Linked DNA regions of Homo sapiens: region 1 is linked to region 2. Evidence: chromatin contacts called from ENCODE Hi-C or POLR2A ChIA-PET data. All regions are on one chromosome and are shown on one strand. Each heading gives the region's core, a stretch centred on a gene start or an enhancer-like site at or near the end of the contact. The rest is flanking DNA. Distances are from core to core; before and after follow the strand shown.

Region 1 (4,260 bases), core at 204-2,703, 140 kb after region 2:
TGCCTGCCACCACGCCTGGCTAATTTTTTTTTTGTATTTTTAGTAGAGACAGGGTTTCACCATGTTGGCGAGGCTGGTCTTGAGCTCCCGACCTTCAGTGATCTGCCCATCTCGGCCTCCCAAAGTCCTGGGATTACAGCGTGAGCTACTGCACCCCCGGCAGGAAGTCCTAAACCTTTTAAATGGCAAGAGTTGAGAGAGAAATTATGACGTGATCATCATTTTTCATGCCAGGCTGTGAAGAACAGCAGCTTTGCGTAATTGAGAGAATTTCACAGAACAGCATGTATTTTGTCTCTGTACCTTGAGGCATAAATTAGACGTGATCAAATCCAGATCTAGCTAATGCACTGTGCAAGGTGCTCTAAATGCCTATAAGCCATTTTTTTCGGCTTCCTGTCTTCTGTTTTCTAAATAGTGAAAACTTTTCACCAAACTTCCTGCATTTCACCTTTTGTCCTCCATGTCTGATTTCTTCCTCTCTCTGAGCATTCAGACAGCTTCAGAAATAGTCTCATGGTAAGGCTTAGGCTTTCGAGTCAAACTCCCGGGAGGAACTCCTGGTTCTTCTTCCCCATGGCTTGGGAACTACAGACAGGTGAGGGTCTCCACACTACAGTTTCTCACTTCTAAAGGGGAAGTGAAAACAGGATCTCTCTTACTCGTAGTACTTTTGTAAGGATTAAATGATACAAAGCAAATAAAACACAATGTGTCTGAAAATAATGAATGCTCAATATGTTATTAGTCCTTCTGCTACTATTATTTAATTTTTTCAACTAATGGAAGGAAAACTGGCAGCTTTACTGTAACCATACCCTCATTCCCCATTTCTCTTCTGGTGTCCCTATATCTGGGCAGTACCAAAGTGTAATTCCCTTCTCAGATATGGAAGCACCTACATACACTTTAACCTGGCTTGACTCTCTTAATGGAAGGAATGCCCACCGGAAGTTTCATCATCTTTTTTTTCAACATGCTGGGTGCACAATTTTGTCTTCCCTTACATATATCAGGAACCCCAACAATCGTCCATTAGGTAATTGGTGATATTTCTTGAAAGATTTTGGTTTTTGCTGAGTTTTGTTCATTTTCAGGTCAATGAGTCTGTTAGCTTCAGCTACCTCTGTAACACACATTTATACATGCATATTTGCAGTTCACACACTGGCACACACACTCTGATTTGTAAACACGCTTCAGACTAAAAAATTCCTCATTTTACAATGATCTTAGTTACCTTGGTCATGGTTAACTGGTTATTATCAAAACAGGCCTATAGGCTATGATCAGCCCTCAGTTAACCTGGGAAGTGCCAGTTCTAGCAGAGAGGCAAAGAGGGAATTAACCTTGACCCATTGAGGCATGATGGAGAACAGCCAGTCCTTGGGCTTCGTGATAAGAAAGGTCTTTTTAATGACGGAAAGCAAAATACCACAGCAATTACCCGGGGTCAGGTATGGAAAGTACTCATGAGACTCCACAAAGTATATTTACCTAAGGCTTTAATAAAGACAGGATACAGTACAGCAGGGGAAAGAAAACAAGGCAAACGTTCAAGAGGTCTGGGATATTCCAGGTCCTCTGTCATCTGACAGAATGCTCTTTGTCTTTGGATCATGATCCATCTAGATACATGTGAGTGAGATCACTTGGCCTAGACAAATAGGTCAGTGGAACAGGATAGAGTCCAGAAAGGGACCCACGTTTATATGGTCACTTTATTTTTGACCAAAGGGCAACGGCAACTCCGTGGAGAAAGAACAGGCTTTTCAACAAATGGTGCTGGAACAATTGGGTACACACATGTGAAAAAATGATCTTCGATCCATACCTCATACCACATGCAAAAATGAATACAAAGCAGATCATAGACTTAAATGTAAAACCTCAAATTATAAAACTTCTAGAAGAAACACCAGACAAAATATTTGTGACTAGAATCTGCATTTTAACAAGATCCCTAGGTTATTCTTATGCACATTAAAATTTGAAAAGGACTGCCTGGCACTATAAGGTGTGTTAGTTTTGCAGGTGAAAACTGGGGATGGAGGAGGAACAGTTGCCTAAGCAGGAGGCCAGCATGTGCAGGGACATAGAGGTATGATGAGTTAGGGCAGGGATTTCATTGAGCAAGTTCATGCAAAAGGTTTTACCAGTGTGCAGTGAAATTTTTAAAAAAGGGGATGGGGCAATGCAATGAGCATTTTATTTCTAGAATTAAATTTCTTTGTGTTTTAAAATGATAAGATCATGTTTTTCTTAACTTTTTGTAAAATGAAAGTGCTAGCAAATTGTAGATTTTGTTTTTGTTTGAAATAATTTTTTTTTTTTGGCAAATGAAAAGTTGGCAACCCTCTGTTTCACTCACTACCCTTTTAGTTGTTTTTGTTATTGTTTTTTTGACCTATGAAATCCAAATGTTTGTCAGCTACCATGTTAGAGAACTGAGTGTTACAGGAAAGAGGTCCCGATCCAGACCCCAAGAGAGGGTTCTTGGATCTCTTGCAAGAAAGAATTCAGGGTGAGTCCACAGTGCAAAGCAAAAGCAAGTTTATTAAGAAAGTAAAGTGGTGAAAGAATAACCACTCCATAGACAGAGTAGGGCATTCCTGAAAGTAAAAGGAGGAATGCGTCCACCCTAGGTACAGTGCTTGTACATATAGGATAAAAAAGATAATGGGGAGATGTGCTCTGCTACAAGGGTTTGTGATAAAGGATTAATTGTCTTAATTACTGTATTTTGCAAGAATTGATATTATTTAAAGCAAAATTAGGAATGCTTTTGTTCTCAAGATATTGGGATATTAGGACACTCCCAAGTCTGGGTCTGTTTAGTAAACATTACCAGTTCTTTTAACCGTAAACATCTAGAGGCTAGGAATACCTAACTTTCTGCGAATGCAGCCCAGCAAGTCCCAGCCTCATTTTCCTAGCCCTCACTCCAGATGGAGTCACTCTGGTTTGAATGCCTCTGACAAGAGTAGTTTACTAATGGGGCCAGCGTTGGGCAGCTAGGGTGGATAGGGTCAGAGAAACAGACAGAGGTCAGATCCTGGAGGGCCTGGTAAACTATAGAGTTGAGCGTGGTCCTCAAATCTTTGAAGGTTCTGACATAATTAGATTTGGATTTTAGAAAGATGACTGCCAGGGCCTGGGTGAAGAAGGGATCAGAGAAGGATGAAAAGGAGTAAGGAGACCAGCTAGTATGCTCCTGGGGGTGGGGTATTAATGAGAGTGTGAACTAAGGCAGTACGGATAGCAGAGAAGACAGATTTTAGTCACATTAAGGAGGAAGAATTTGACAGGGCTGAGCAACATATTGGATGGAAGAGATAACTTTATTCTCTGCGTTTAAATTTTGGTGAATTTAGTATTCCCAAATAAGTGCAAGTGAGTGGATTTCTTAAAACTCTTAGATGGATTGATTTAAATGACTATAGAATGATTGAGCTTCCGTGCAGTGTAGTCCCTCAAAGACGAAAAGAAACTCATTAAAATGAGATCAGAGGGTTAATCCGTTTGCACACAAAAATACCCATTCATGAAAAGCTATGCTGTGTGAGTCAGAAAATGCTGATTTCATTCATTTTATTACCTACATAACTCCTTGAAAGTATGCTGGCTAGTAAAAATATTGGGCACTGCTAAACTTTTTGGATTTTTATTTTTGCAGGGCTTAACTTGATACTGATGCATAATATGCAGAGCAATGATTTACATGTTATGCTTCATTACGGAATGGCCTTTGGCGAAGGGACTATGTGGCTTATCAGCCTTAGCTCAAGCTCAAGATTCTTTGGAATTTCAGAATCTTTTTGCAGTTTGATAAATTCTTGAAGAAAATTTTAGAAAATAATTTAGTTACAGCTATTGCTTTTACCCCACTTTCCCCACAAAAACAAAAATAAGGGCTAATAAACAGAAGTTTCTGTTTCTATGGCTTCTCTGTGCATTTAATGAGTTTACATGTATGCTTTTTTTATTGTCACAAAATCAAGGGAGGTCAAGAATATAATGAATTGTCTCTGGCAAGAGACTTTTCTCAACCAAAAATATAAAGAAATTTTGCTATCGTGGGTTCATCTGCACTTTTTTACACCATGTACTTTGATATATCAAGGAACATTGATGCACAATTCTATAGAAGCTTATGGGAAAGGCTCAATGTGGAAGAAAAGGTAATGTGATTTTGATTTATGGGATTTATTAACATTCATGAGTATACATTATGCATCACCAAAACCCACAGGAAGAAAG
Region 2 (4,486 bases), core at 976-3,475:
TGTAGCAACTTCAAACAACATCTATTATCTCACACAGTGTCTTCAAAGGTCAAGAAACTGGGAGCAGCTTACCTAGTTCTGGCTCAGTCTTTCAAGAGGTTGCAGTCAGCCTGTTGGCAGGTGTTGTAGTCATCTAAGTTCGGACTAGGGTTGGAGGAGCTGCTTTCAGTCTCGCTCACATGGTTGTTGCAGACCTTAGTTCCTTACCATGTGGGTCTCTCCATGGGACTGCTTGACACAGAAGCTGGCTTCCCCAAAGTGAGAATTCCAGAGAGACTCTGAGACAGGGAGGTGGTGGTAGGGAATGGGGAGAGAGAGGGGGTGAGGAGATAGAGAGAGAGAGAGAGAGAGAGAATGTGAACAAGAAGGAAGCTGCAGTGATTTTTAGGATCTAATCTCAGAAGTAACGCATCATCACTTCTGCCATATTCTACTGGTCACATTGACCAAGTCTGATACATTATGGGAGAGGACTACACAAGTTCATGAGTACCAGGAAAGATATCACTAGGGGCCACCTTGGAGGCTAGTTACCACCACCATGTGATGGCACTTTCAAATTAGGGTAATTTGTGAAATTTCTCATGCACACGTGAGTGGATGTGTATGAACAGTTTGTTTTCTTACAAAGGGACAATTTACAAAGATATGTGCAGGGATTAGGCAGACCACAAAGGGATCATGCAAGTTCCTAGAGCTCGAAGGAGAAAGAATTGTGGAGTGCAGGGCCACCTTGAGAGGAGTCATGCTGGGAGACACACACACAGCTATGTGCTGGAGCCACCTCATAGGACACATGAGAGCTGACTGCATCTTTTCCCAACTTGTATTCAATGATGTCACACTGGTAGCCTAAAATCGGTCATGGTGGGAATACGGTACCATGGTAATCAGCAAATACTGTAAACCAGAACTTTTTTTTTTTTTTTTGCAGAAAGCCAGTTAAACATTTACTAGCACACCACTAGGCATAGACAGACTGAAGCAACCTCTTAAGGTGGTAGCTAAGAGAACTCACACCCAGACCCTACTCTCTCAAGGCAGAGGGAGGACGAAACTCAACCAGGAAGCCAGAGAACACAGGAGCCACTCTACATGCTCTACACAAACCATCCCCTGGAAAAGATAGCAGGGTACAGACTAGAACCGCATAGTAAGGCTACCTATCATGAATGCACTCCTGCCTGGGTGACAGAATGGCTCTCCAGTGTCTTCTTCAAGCAAGTGTGTCGACAGTGATTCAAGTAACTGAAAGAGAAACCAACAAAGTATCATTTGTCGCAATATCTCAATTATTCTCTTTTAACCATCCTTATCACTCTTGATTTTCCACATCAGTGGGGGGAACTTTGGCAGACAATTGAAAATATCACGTTTTCCGGTCAGGTCAGTGAATGAGTTTTGCTTTGTTTTGGTTTTTATAAACAATGGAAACTGACCCTGGCTAAGTTAAGAGAGAAGAGAAAGATGTGGGACAGCTCCCAGAATGAAAAAACAACCTGAAGAGTGAGACTCAGAAAGAGCAGCCCTGGGGTAGAAAGTGGTTGATGATCTCTTCAGAGCATCATTGTTGAAATCCTGGTCCTTTTTTTTTTTTTTTTTTTTTTTTTTTTTACACAGTCCTTGACTTACCCTGCTCAAGATACACTAGTCTAGAATAAAATTTGATTGGCCAACTCTCTTGGCAAGAAGCAAGTTTCCTTAACTAGCAGTCCCACTGGGACTGCCACAGTGAGGAGCCATTAGTTCCCAACAAGCAACTCACAGTGCTCTTAGAAAGAGGAACAGGAGCTGGGAAGCCAAGGAGCAGCAAACGTCCTCAACAATCTGGGACACGACCTTGCTCCAAGGTCCCTCCTAAGTTGCAGGTGGAGGGGAGCAACATTCAGACCAGTAAACTGGAAGTAATTGAGAATTAGTTGTTCTTTTAAAATCTTCAGGCATAATGTCAATAATTCAGAATGCCATAGAATCTGACATTAGAAGAGTTAATGTTTAAAAATCAAAGGTATTAACTAAACATTGGAACTAAAATAAATAGGAAACTGGAAGAAAAGCTGAAATGTGCTCCTGTATAAAAGGAAAATCAAAGCCACTGTTGTGCCATATCTGATGACCACATAAGTATGTAAGCATTGTGAGTTTGTATGAGACTTTCTGGTACACATTGGTTGTAAATATGAGGTCAGAGAAAATTCTTGGCTTCGGCAGGACACAGTGGCTCAAGCCTAGGAGGCCAAGGTGGGCGGATCACATGAGGTCAGGAGTTCGAGACCAGCCCAGCCAACATGGTGAAACCCCGTCTCTACTAAAAAAACAAAAATTAGCCAGGCATGGTGGTGCATGCCTGTAATCCCAGCTACTCAGGAGGCTGAGGTATGAGAATCGCTTGAACCCGGGAGGCGGAGGTTGCAGTGAGTCGAGATTGCACCACTGCACTCCAGCCTGGGTGACAGAGTGAGGCTCTGAGAAAGAAGGAAAGGAAGGAAGGAAAGGAAGGAAGGAAGGAAGGAAGGAAGGAAGGAAGGAAGGAAGGAAGGAAGGAAGGAAGGAAGGAAGGAAATTCTTGGCCTTTAGGGCTGTGGGTCCCCCTGGTCTGCATTGTTCTGCTCTCTCCACTCCTCCAAGCCCTGCTGTCCTTCAAGACTCAGCCCACATGTTTTCCCTCTGAGTCTTCCTGGACCAAATCCAGCCCAATCCATGATTAGTGTTTGTCATCTATGCCTTGTACTTGGCACTTTTCAAATGTCCCCTTAGCTTGTTACACACATCTTAGGTATGAGTCCTGATCTTCATTTAAGGTTCAAGAATATTGGAGGCAGGATCTCTGTCTGACAATGATAAGTTGGCTGTTGGAGGTTTACTACAACTTTATAAAAACTTGATCTTTCTTTCTTTTTCTAGTTCCTCTTCTTCCTAACCTCAAAAATATGAACCTTCACAAACGCTTGCCCTTCTTCTCTCTTTTTTCTACCTCACAATGTTATGTGTTAAAGATTGATTAATGAGAGTATACATATGAAAGCCCAGGAAGGACTTAGGTGCAGATGTTTTAATTTTGTATGATGCCCTTCCCACTACAAGGTCCCCCAAGCACATGCACATCCCTGTAATGCTTACTAATATTGATAGTATTTGCCTCATGCTACATGTACTTTCTCAATGATCTCATCTACTTGGGTAGTTTCACTGTGATCTTTTAGGGGACAACTCCCCTTCTGCCTCCAGCTGACTCATCTCCCAGCCCCAGGCCTGTATTTCTGATCAGTTGTTCTGTATCCATCTCAGACTCAGCACATCCTGAATTGAACTTATCCTTCCATACAAGCCTAGTCCTTTTCTTCATGGAAGCACTGGATCTCAAGTCATAACTGTGCTAGATGTGAGTCATACTTGAAGTCTCAGAAACATTTCAGCTCCAGAATCCCCCTCTCACCCTCCCCTACCCAATATTGGTTGCCAAATCCTGGTTGAGCCTCCCAGTCTTCCTAACGTTCTATTTTTTCTGTATTCCCATGTCCGACCTTCATTAAATTTCAACTCCGCTCCCCCACAACCATAGATCCAAGCTTTTAGGCCTCCTGGTGTTACATGTCAACAAGCTATCCACAATTTGTAGCACCAACCAAGCTTTCTGGCCTCATCTCTTCTGTAATCCTCAAATCCAGTACCATCTCCTTATTTCACATTCCCAGAATACACCCTCCACCATCACACAATTAACTTGGCTGAAGCAATTTCCTTTGTCTTGAGTGGTCTTGCCACAAGGATCTTTATAATCCTGCATCCTCCAAGACACCTTAGAAATTTTACCAACTAAAATTAATTATTCCTTCTAATAGTAATAACTGCCCCTTATAGAGAACTGAATATGTGCCAGGGCCTTGACATACATCATCACATTTAATCCAGACCACAACCCAGCGAGTTAGTTATTATAGGTCCACAATCCCTTATCTAAAGCCATGAGGCCAGTTGTGCTTTCAAATTTAAAATGCCTTGTTTTTCAGAAGGGTAATACACTGGTATGTATCTCGGTTTCCCCACCTGTAAAATGGAGGATAAATACAAGCACAGTACGTCCCTTATGGGATTGTCGTGAAACAGGCAAGGTGTCCCTTCTAGAAGACCCAAGTGAAATTCCCATTCAAATGCATTTTTTGGGGTCTATTTGTTTGACCGTGATTTTGGCTTTTGAATAATGTGTTACTGGGGAAATGAATGGTTCTAACTTTACAGTTTCCTAGATGTAGCAGGAAGGTGATTTGAGCCTTCAGTTTCATTGCATGTTGTGTTTCTTTTTTTTTTTTTTTTTTTTGCAACTGTTACTTCTTTCTGCTACTTAGCCTAACCCCCCCCACCCTCCCTCCCCCCCTCCCCCCCCTCCCCACCATACTCAGCGTTTTCTATCAAAAGCCCAGGCCTCCTGCCACTGCAGTTAGAACCCTTTCTTCACTTTTCTGGCCTATTTTATTATTAATTCCTA

What was found. A loop is a pair of places that touch in the nucleus more often than their neighbours do. ChIA-PET counts read pairs that join two places held with the same protein, here RNA polymerase II (POLR2A). Pooled maps may share reads with other maps.
Region 1: a pooled map shows a loop between it and region 2 (2.0-fold over the local background). The contact joins two enhancer-like sites. A Hi-C loop is called at or near these places in 1 of 168 maps with a recorded cell type or tissue (A673) and 2 of 50 pooled maps. POLR2A ChIA-PET finds 5 or more read pairs at or near these places in 2 of 52 experiments (GM12878 and activated CD8-positive, alpha-beta memory T cell).

The regions. Positions count from the first base shown.
Region 1 is chr13:51,635,083-51,639,342 of GRCh38, forward strand. All of the region lies in intron 1 of WDFY2 (WD repeat and FYVE domain containing 2), which reads left to right. Among named protein-coding and RNA genes, the nearest start is that of WDFY2, 53 kb to the left of the region's middle. Within about 2 kb of position 1,454, at least 5 of the 41 ENCODE cell types and tissues checked have a DNase peak (open chromatin) inside an H3K27ac peak, as active enhancers do; they include A673, where a contact is called at or near this core.
Region 2 is chr13:51,499,171-51,503,656 of GRCh38, forward strand. No RefSeq gene overlaps it. Among named protein-coding and RNA genes, the nearest start is that of INTS6-AS1, 48 kb to the left of the region's middle. RefSeq lists an enhancer at 3,330-3,479. Within about 2 kb of position 2,226, at least 3 of the 41 ENCODE cell types and tissues checked have a DNase peak (open chromatin) inside an H3K27ac peak, as active enhancers do; they include A673, where a contact is called at or near this core.